2 separate regions of the Homo sapiens genome follow, and region 1 is linked to region 2. A link is an interaction called in ENCODE POLR2A ChIA-PET data of the cell type or tissue named here. Cell type or tissue: MCF 10A. All regions are shown on one strand. Links, peaks and the distances in the headings refer to the core of each region. The heading gives the core; the rest is flanking DNA.

What was found. Peaks named below come from ENCODE experiments on the same cell type or tissue, not always from the same donor. Only the 100,000 strongest peaks of a DNase experiment are listed, where the experiment ranks them.
Region 1: POLR2A ChIA-PET joins it to region 2 with 5 read pairs; 7 of 35 experiments call an interaction of 5 or more read pairs at or near these places.

The regions. Positions count from the first base shown.
Region 1 is chr11:118,806,895-118,811,281 of GRCh38, forward strand. No RefSeq gene overlaps it. Among named protein-coding and RNA genes, the nearest start is that of DDX6, 18 kb to the left of the region's middle. In MCF 10A, for the core only: no CTCF peak of the experiment used is centred there; no DNase peak of the experiment used is centred there.
Region 2 is chr11:118,639,418-118,643,804 of GRCh38, forward strand. PHLDB1 (pleckstrin homology like domain family B member 1) reads left to right here. Exons shown (of 23, transcript NM_001144758.3): 13 at 2,837-2,977; 14 at 4,383-4,387. Among named protein-coding and RNA genes, the nearest start is that of MIR6716, 2.4 kb to the right of the region's middle. In MCF 10A, for the core only: a CTCF peak has its summit at 1,530; a DNase peak (open chromatin) is centred at 2,464.

The sequences.
Region 1 (4,387 bases), core at 151-4,150, 170 kb after region 2:
AAACTCCATACTCCACTTGATCTTAGCCAAAAGGCCAAGAGGCAATACAAACTCCATACTCTTCATGACTCTTCTTTATCCTTTCTTTCAAGTGAATGGAAGGTGAGGAAGTGGGGACACAGTCTTTTAAGAATCTTGGCTGAGGTGGGGAGCAGTGGCTCACACCTGTAATCCTAGCATTTTGGGAGACCAAGGCTGGTGGATCACCTGAGGTCAGGAGTTTGAGACCAAGCTGGGTAGCATGGTGAAACCCCGTCTCTATTAAAAATACAAAAATTCGGCCGGGAGTGGTGGCTCAGGCCTGCAATCCCAGCACTTTGGGAAGCCGAGGCAGGCAGATCCCGATGTCAGGAGTCCAGGACTAGCCTGGCCGACATAGTGAACCCCCGTCTCTACTGAAAATACAAAAATTAGCCAGGAGTGGTGTCCCGCGCCTGTAGTCTCAGCTACTTGGGAGGCTTAGACAGGAGAATTGCTTGAGTCCGGGAGGCGGAGATTACAGTGAGCTGAGACCATGCCCTTGTACCCCAGTTCTGGGTGGCAGAGTGAGCTCCTGTCTCAAAAAAAAAAAAAAAAGCCAGGGGCGGTGGCTCATGCCTGTAATCCCAGCACTTTGGGAGGCCAAGGTGGGCAGATCACCTGAGGTCAAGAGTTCGAGACCAGCCTGGCCAACACGGCGGAACCCCATCTCTACTAAAAATACAAAAATTAGCCAGGCATGGTGGCAGGTGCCTGTAATCCCAGCTACTCAGGAGGCTGAGGTAGGAGAATCGCTTGAACCCAGGAGGCGGAGGTTGCAGTGAGCCAAGATCGTGCCATTGCACTCCAGCCCGGGGGACAAGAGCAAGACTTCATCTCAAAAACAAAAAAAAAATAAAAGCAGGATTCTTCATCATATTAGAATTTCAGATAAATGAAGAAGAAAAAAGAAAAAAATCATTCTGCTATAAAAACACATGCGCATGAATGTTCATTGCAGCACTATTCACAATAGCAAAGACATGTAATCAAACTAAATGCCCATTAATGATGGATTGGATAAAGAAGATGTGGCACATATGTACCATGGAATATTATGCAGCCATAAAAAATGAGATCATGTCTTTTGTGGGAACATAACTGGACTGGAGCTGGAGGCTATCATCCTTAGCAAATTAAGACAGGAACAGAGCCCCAGATATCACATGCTCTCACTTTTAAGTGGGAGCTAAATGATAAGAACTTATGAACACAAAGAAGGGAACAACAGACACTGGGGCCTACTTGAGAGTGGAGGGTGGGAGGAGGGAGAGGAGCAGAAGAGATCACTATTGGCTACTGGGCTTAATACCTGGGTGATGCAATAATATGTACAACAAACACTCATGACACATGTTTACCTACGTAACAAACCTTCACATATACCCCCAAACCAAAAATAAAAGTTAAAAAAAAAGTGTAGACATATATGCATACTCCTTAGCTCTATGCACCAAGACAGTTTGGAAATGGTCATACTCTAATAGCAGTTAACACCCCTAGTCCCAAATCTTGGTCTCTAAATACCGTTCTCCACTAAAAGAAACCAGGGATCCTTGGAGAAATGATTGATTTCAGGGCTGAGACAAGGAAAGTACAAGATGAACTCAGACCATCTTGCTGTGGCAGAAAGTAAAGAAGTGCTTAAAGAATGACAGAGATATGTCAACAGGATGTCAAAGGGGCTTGAAGGGGGCTCCCCTAACCAACTCTGAGCATCAAAATAAATAATGACAGTAAAAGGTCATAATCTATCAAATGAAGTGGGAATCCACATGTTCATACTGATAAGAATAAAAGAATACATAAACAAATGAGAACATCTTTCTTTACAGCAGAATAACAACTAATAAATTTAGAAGGAACAATGAAATTGAAAAAACCACTATTAGGCAAACTTCATAGTAATAATTCATTCAGCAAAAAAAAAAAACTAAAAATAGTGAGGAAAACTATGATAAGGAACAGGATATGTACCTCAAAGAAGTACCTTTCCACAAAACACTTACTAATTACAAAGGGCAAAAGAGTAACTTTACAGTGGAAAGACCTAGCAGACACCACCTTAATCCAGGTCAAAGTTAACATTCTGGTGAGGTTTGGATTAAAAACAAATCAAATATGCAAACAAAATAAACGATTGTATCAAATTTTTTTTAAAAAGAGAACAAAGTTAACATTCTCAATAATGGTACAAATTGAAATCAGGTACCACCAGATGGGAGGCAATAACACAGTATCACTTCTGTCCTATTCCTGCCAAAAAAAAAGAAACACTGAGAAATTGTTCCAGATTGAAAGAAACATGAGCCAGGTGTGCAGTGGCTCACGCTTGTAATCCCAGCACTTTGGGAGGCTGAGGCGGGCAGATCACCTGAGGTCAGGAGTTTGAGACCAGCCTGGCCAACGTGGCAAAACCCCGTCTCTACTAAAAATAAAAAAAATAGCTGCGTGCGGTGGCAGGTACCTGTAGTCCCAACTATTTGGAAGGCTGAGACAGGAGAATCGCTTGTACCCAGGCTGTGGAGGTTGCAGTGAGCTGAGATCTCGCCACTGCACTCTGGCCTGGGTGACAGAGCAAGACTCCATCTCAATTAAAAAAAAGAGAGAGAAAAGAAAAGAAAGAAAGAAACATGAAAACAAATGCAATGCATGGTCCTGGAAGAGACCCTTTTAATATAAAGGACAGTATTAGGGCCGGGCATGGCAGCTCACACCTGTAACCTAGCACTTTAGGAGGCTGAGGGAGGAGGATTGCTTGAGCCCAAGAGTTCAAGACCAGCCTGGGCAATATAGGGACCTATCTCTATGAAAAACTTTTTTAAAAATTTGCCAGGCATGGTTGTGCACATCTGTACTCCTAGCTACTCAGGAGGCTGAGGCAGGAGGATCCCTTGGGAAGAACAGTTCCAGACTATGCTATGATGGCACCACTGCACTCCAGTCTGGGCAATAGAGTGAGACCCTGTCTGAAAAAAAAAGGGGGGGTAGGGGGGACAGTAGTGGGACAATTAGAGAAATCTGATCTGGGCCTGTGGGTTAGATGGCTGTCATATACTTGTTTGAGTGTGTACTCATGTTGGGAGGATGGGCATTGTGTTGGAAATTTAATCTTGGATGGTTCAGAAAAAAAGTTCTTGAAATTTTTTTTAAATTTAAAATTCTTTCAGCATAAAATGAAAAATAAAATTTTAAAATCTATCAGTAATTCCTCTGATAAATAAGATAAGCTATTGAATTAATGGAACAAAAACAGTACACATAAAGAGAAACTTTCATAAACAAGAAAGAGCTCTTGGAAATTAAAAATATGATAGAAAATTTGTTTAAGTGTTCAACAGAAAATGTACAAAGTAAAATTGAAGAAATCTTAGAGATAAAAGACAAACATAGAAAACAGAGGAGGATGGCCGGGTGCGGTAACTCATACCTGTAATTCTGGCACTTTGGGAGGCCAAGGCAGGAGGATCACTTGAGCCCAGGAGTTCAAGACCAGCCTTGGCAACACAGTGAGTCCATGTCTCTACAAAAAATTTAAAAATTAGCTGGGTGCGGTGGCAGTCACCTATAGTCCCAGGTACTAGGGGTTTAGGGGAGCTGAGGTGGGAGGGATCGCTTGAGCCCTTGAGTCAAGGCTGCAGTGAGCTATGATTGTACCACTGCACTCTAGCCTGGGCAACAGAGCTGAGACCCTGTCTCAAAAACAAACAAACAAAAAGAAAATGGAGGAGGAAAACACAAAATACAAGCTCCAAGGCAATTAGATTAGGCCAGGAGATCCAGCATCTAACTAATGGGTGTTCAAAAGAAAAACAACATAGAAATCAGAAGGGAAGAAATCATCAAGCAAGTAATAAAGACTAATCCCCATATTGAAGGATACGAATCGCTAGATTGAAACGTCCCATCTAGTGCCAGCACAGTCAATGAAAACAGACCCACAGCAAGGCACATCATCAAGAAATATCAGAAAATCAAAGACAAAGAGAAGAGGTCTCAGAAAGGGAAAACCTAAACTAAACAAAAACAGGCCACATAGAAGAGCTTAGGAATCAAAATGACTTTAGACCTATTAACAGCCACACTGACACCGGAAGGCAATGAAGGAGTGCCTTGAAGATTCAGAAGGAAAATTCTGTACAACCTAGAATCCTAAATAGAGCCAAACTTTTGTATGAAGTATGAAAGCAAACACACATATTTTCAAGCATGCAAGGTCTCCAAAAATTTATTTCTCATCTATATTTTATTCAGGAAGCTACTGGGGGATATGTGTCACCAAAATAAGGACATAAGCCAAGAAGGAGGAAAATATGGGATGAGGCGATACAATGGGAGAAAAAGGTAAAGGGGATCTCTAGAAGGTGAT
Region 2 (4,387 bases), core at 68-4,067:
TGGCTGCCAGCTGCCTCTGTTTAGTTGCCTCTGGGGTTCCCAGGAGCCTACAGATTTCACTGTTTTTGGTGGCTGAATATATGTGGGGGGACTCAGGGGCCTGGGTTGGGTGGGTAGACAGCTCAGAGGCTTGGTAGGGGCCGGGCTGGATGGACTCACCTTGAAGGGGAGCATAGGGATATAGGGGTGCTGATCCTGGGGCTCTTGGGCTTCAGTCCTGAGTTAGGCATTTGTCTCAGAAGAGGATATTGAGGCCCCTTAAGTGGTTCTTCCCCAAGTCTGTATGTCTGGTGTGTGAATTCCAAATAGAACATATCTGGTTTACCAACTTCGTTCCCTCCCTCCCTCCCTCCCTGCCTCACTACACAAACAATTTAGGCCTGCGGTGGGGAACTGGGCCAAGTGTGAGGGATGCAGCCCCTCACCATGTCCCCTCTCTGTAGGCCGAGCTGCTCATCTCCGAGTCCTCAGAGATGGGGCTGGGGACTAAGGCTCTGGGCCTTTTCCCAGGGTCTTCTCAGGCTGGGGCCTCCTCTGTCTCTTTAACCCCACCTGCTTCCACTCTTCTCTGCCCCAAAGCACAAGAGGTAATCACAGCTAACTGCGTGCTCTGCTTTGCCCACTGCCTGTCTGCCTGCCCGCTGAGCCCCTGCCTACAGCTCCTCCCAGGGCTTAGCTGAAGGGCATGTGGTGATAGTTTCTTGGCTGGCCAGAGTTTGGGAGAGTGTGTGCGAGCATGCCATGCCGCCATTCCATAGAGTGCCTGTGCAGCCCATTGAATTGCATATTTATTTGCCATGCAGAATATAATTCTGCATGCCATTCATTAGTTCTCACAACATGCTGGACCCTCTGACTGACTTTCCTTTTCCATGACCCCAGAGGACAACCTGGTTCTAGAGCTAGGCCTGGATGGGCCCCTTGGGTAGAGCAGGCTTATGATCCTGCGCTTTGATTCAGCATGCATTGTGGAGGTCTACCATGCTCCCAGCACCCAGATAAGCTCAGTTTCTAAGGACAGGTGATGAATACGACAGTCCCTATCCTCCCGACCCACAGTTGAATGTGTTGGCATCTTTCCAAGGACTCACCTTGGGCAGTGGGCCCATTTTTCTGCTAGGCTTTTAGCTGTTCTTGCTAAGGCCTCTTTCTCACAGCCCATCTTGCTCAGGCCCTGGTGATGTCTCCACCTTCCCCCACCTGTTTCTAGCTCCTGTCCAGGCTGATGGGGTGTGAGGGGACCCTGGGGAATGGTGTGACTGGTGCTCAATGCTGCATGTGTGTGCCCCACTGGGGACTGCCAGGTTGTTGGGGACGGGGAGGGGGTCTCTGGAAGCTGGGTTCTGATCCTCAGTGAACTCTTAGAAGGCCTTCTGTGGGCTTCTTTGCCTGCCCCCAGCCCAGGGCGAATTCAGGCATGGGCCTTCAGGGTCTGCTTGGGGCAGGACTGGATGCCAAAGTGGCTCTTTAAGAGTGGAGGGCAGGAGGAGCCTTCAGACAGTTGGTTCTGCTGCCCTTTTCTGGTCTCTGTCACTCCCTGCAGCCATCTATGGGCATAGCAGGCACCCTACCCCTGCCTTGGATTTTGTATTGACATGGAGTGATGGCCCTGTGGCCTGGCATGGAGTTTGGGGTGTTGGGCACCTTATTGAACCCTGTTAACCCCTTCTTTGCCCACCCCTACCCCTTCTACTGGGCACCCCAGGAATATGTGACCCTGGCAGAAGTTTTCCAGCTGTGTTCCCGCTTGGACCCCTATGCTTCTGCCACTTCCCCCAGTGTGCTCGCCCAGCCCCTGCCTGACAGTGAGGTACCAGCCACCGAGGGTGCCCACCAATGCCCAAGGACCTCTTTATGGATGGCCTAGATTCCCCCTTGGGCCTGGGTGGAGCTAGGGGGACAGAAGGGTCTGTGTTCGACAGTGAGGGAGAAGGGCAGCCTGCATAAGGGGAGGTTGGGAGTGGTTTCTTTTTTTCCCTGGGGCCTTGGGAGCTTTCTTTAGCTCCTATGGCCTGGGGAGGGGCACGCCTTCTGCTCTAGGATGAGGGTGTCGAGTTGAGAGGACTCTGGCTTTCCTAGGCTGCAGGCTCTGTACTTTCTGCCCTTTCCCTCCCTTCCCCTGTGGGTAGGGCCATCTCATGTGTTCTGGTTCCATTAACCTCTTATATTCCCTCCTGCGTCTGGCCTTGCTCCAAGTACGTGATGCTTGAGCAGCTAAAGGTGATGCGGGGCACCTCGCCCATGCCCCCAGCCCCTGTGCCAGGCCTTTCTCCCTGGGCCTCCGCCTCCCGGGACCTGGTTCCCACCACCTGCCTTCCTCCCATGCTGCCCTCCTCCTCGTTCGCTTCCATCACGCCTTCACCTAAGGTTGGTGGTTTGTGAGTTCTTGCTACCCCCACCCATGACTGGTGTGCTCTGTGTGTGTTTTGCTCCTGCTCACCTGGCCTCTTGGCTCTGGGCCAGCCCAAGGGGAGTGCCCAGTGCCTGCAGGCTCTGTCTGGTGGCTGGTTTCATGGCTGGTGTAGCACATGTCTGTGGTCTGGAAGTTGTACCCTGACTGTTTCTCTTTGCCCTTAGTACATTCAGGGCAACTGTTGTCTCACTGTTTTTCTCTTCTTTTTCTTGATGCTCTCCTTTCTCCCTTCCTTCCTCCCCTTCTTCCTTCACCTTCCTGTCCATTTCCCTGATGTGGCCTTCCTTTTTAACCTTCCCCTTCCTTCTTCCTCTTCTTTCTTCTTTCTCCCTTCTCCTGCCTTTTCCTTTCCCTTTATTTCCTGGCCTTTCCTCTCCATCCTCCCCTCCTGTCCCCTTTTCCCCTCCCCATTCCCACCTCCAGATGGAGAAGCTGCTGCTCCCTGCTGTAGACTTAGAGCAGTGGTACCAGGAGCTGATGGCCGGGCTGGGGACTGGCCCCGCTGCAGCCTCCCCTCACTCTTCTCCCCCGCCTCTGCCCGCCAAAGCTTCCCGTCAGCTGCAGGTAACCCCTCCTTCACTGCCCGTCCTCCCCAGCCTTTGCACCTGTCCACTCTGATACCTCCTGCCAATCCATCAGCCACACAGTACCACCTTGAGTGGAGGCGTCAGCCCAGTCAGGGCAATGAGGGCACCTCTGGGCCCTGAGAGGGTCACTCCTTGGGCAGCCATCCTGGCATGTGGGCAACCGGGGGGCCAGCCTCCATAGTCTAAAACTATCTGATTGAGTGTCTGGTGGAAGAGGATTCTGGAGCTGTGGTCAGTTTGGGATCTGTTTGGTGCCCTGTGCTGAGCTAGGCTGTGGGTCTGGCCTATGCTTGGCAGCCCCCAACACCTGGAGCTTCTCACCCAGTCTGGGGGCCTGACAGGCTCTTGGGCCTGTGGCAACTGGAACTAGTGTGTCCTGGGAAGAACTGCCAGTATTTTGTTCTCCTGGTCTCTCCAGCAGTGACACTTGGAAGCAGAAAACAAAGGGCAAAGACTCTGAAGTGACAGCCTAAGCCTCCTCAGAGTTGCCATGGAGGGCGTGGGCCTACCTGAACCTGCAGCAAGCAACTGACCATGGGGTGGGAAAGGGGGCTGGGCTAGTCTTCTCCTCAGGTTTCCTCCACTGACCAGCTGCAGTGCCTAAGATTGACCATTTAAGATCACCCCTTGAGTGAAGGCACTGCATCTGTAAGACTGTGACCTCAGCTAAAATTTCATGTTTCCTTGGGGAGGAGTTTGATCATGTAAGACTTCTACTGTGTACCCAGCTGGTTAGAGATTTTAACGTGTTTTGATTCTCTGATCATCATCATAGGCCTTTGAGGTAGATGAAGTTAACTCATTTTATAGATGAAACACTGGGGCCTAGAGAAGATAAGTAATCTCTCCAAGGCCACACAGCTAGGAAGTAGCAGAGCTTATGCCACGTCAGGGTTTGTGACACTAAAGGCCATATTCACCACATGCTAGTGCTGCAGGGGAGCTTGGCCATTATTTAGTCTAGTCCTACCCCCTTCTTTTGCAGATAAGGAAGCCAAGGCCCAGAGTAGGGAGGTGTGTGGCCCAAGGTCACACAGCCTGTTAGTGGCAGAGCTAGGACCAGAGGGAACCCAGCTTCTAGTTGGTCTCCTGCACAACTGCCTGACTGACATTAAATCCTTGCATGGGTCTGTTTACAGGTCTTTTCTTAGACCCAGGGTTGGGCTAGGGATTGGCCCAGGGAGGAACAGCCTGGAAAGGAGAATTGGCAGCTGCCAATAGCATCTGGCCATTGGGCTGGCTCAGGAGGCTTGTTGTCAGAGCCAGAAGGCCTCAGAGGCCTAGTGCCAGGGCGGTACGTCAGATCACAGCAGACTAGGTGACATGGGGGAGGTGGCCAATGGGGGAGCCAGGAATCACTGGGCACTATCTTTTCTTTCCAGGTTTA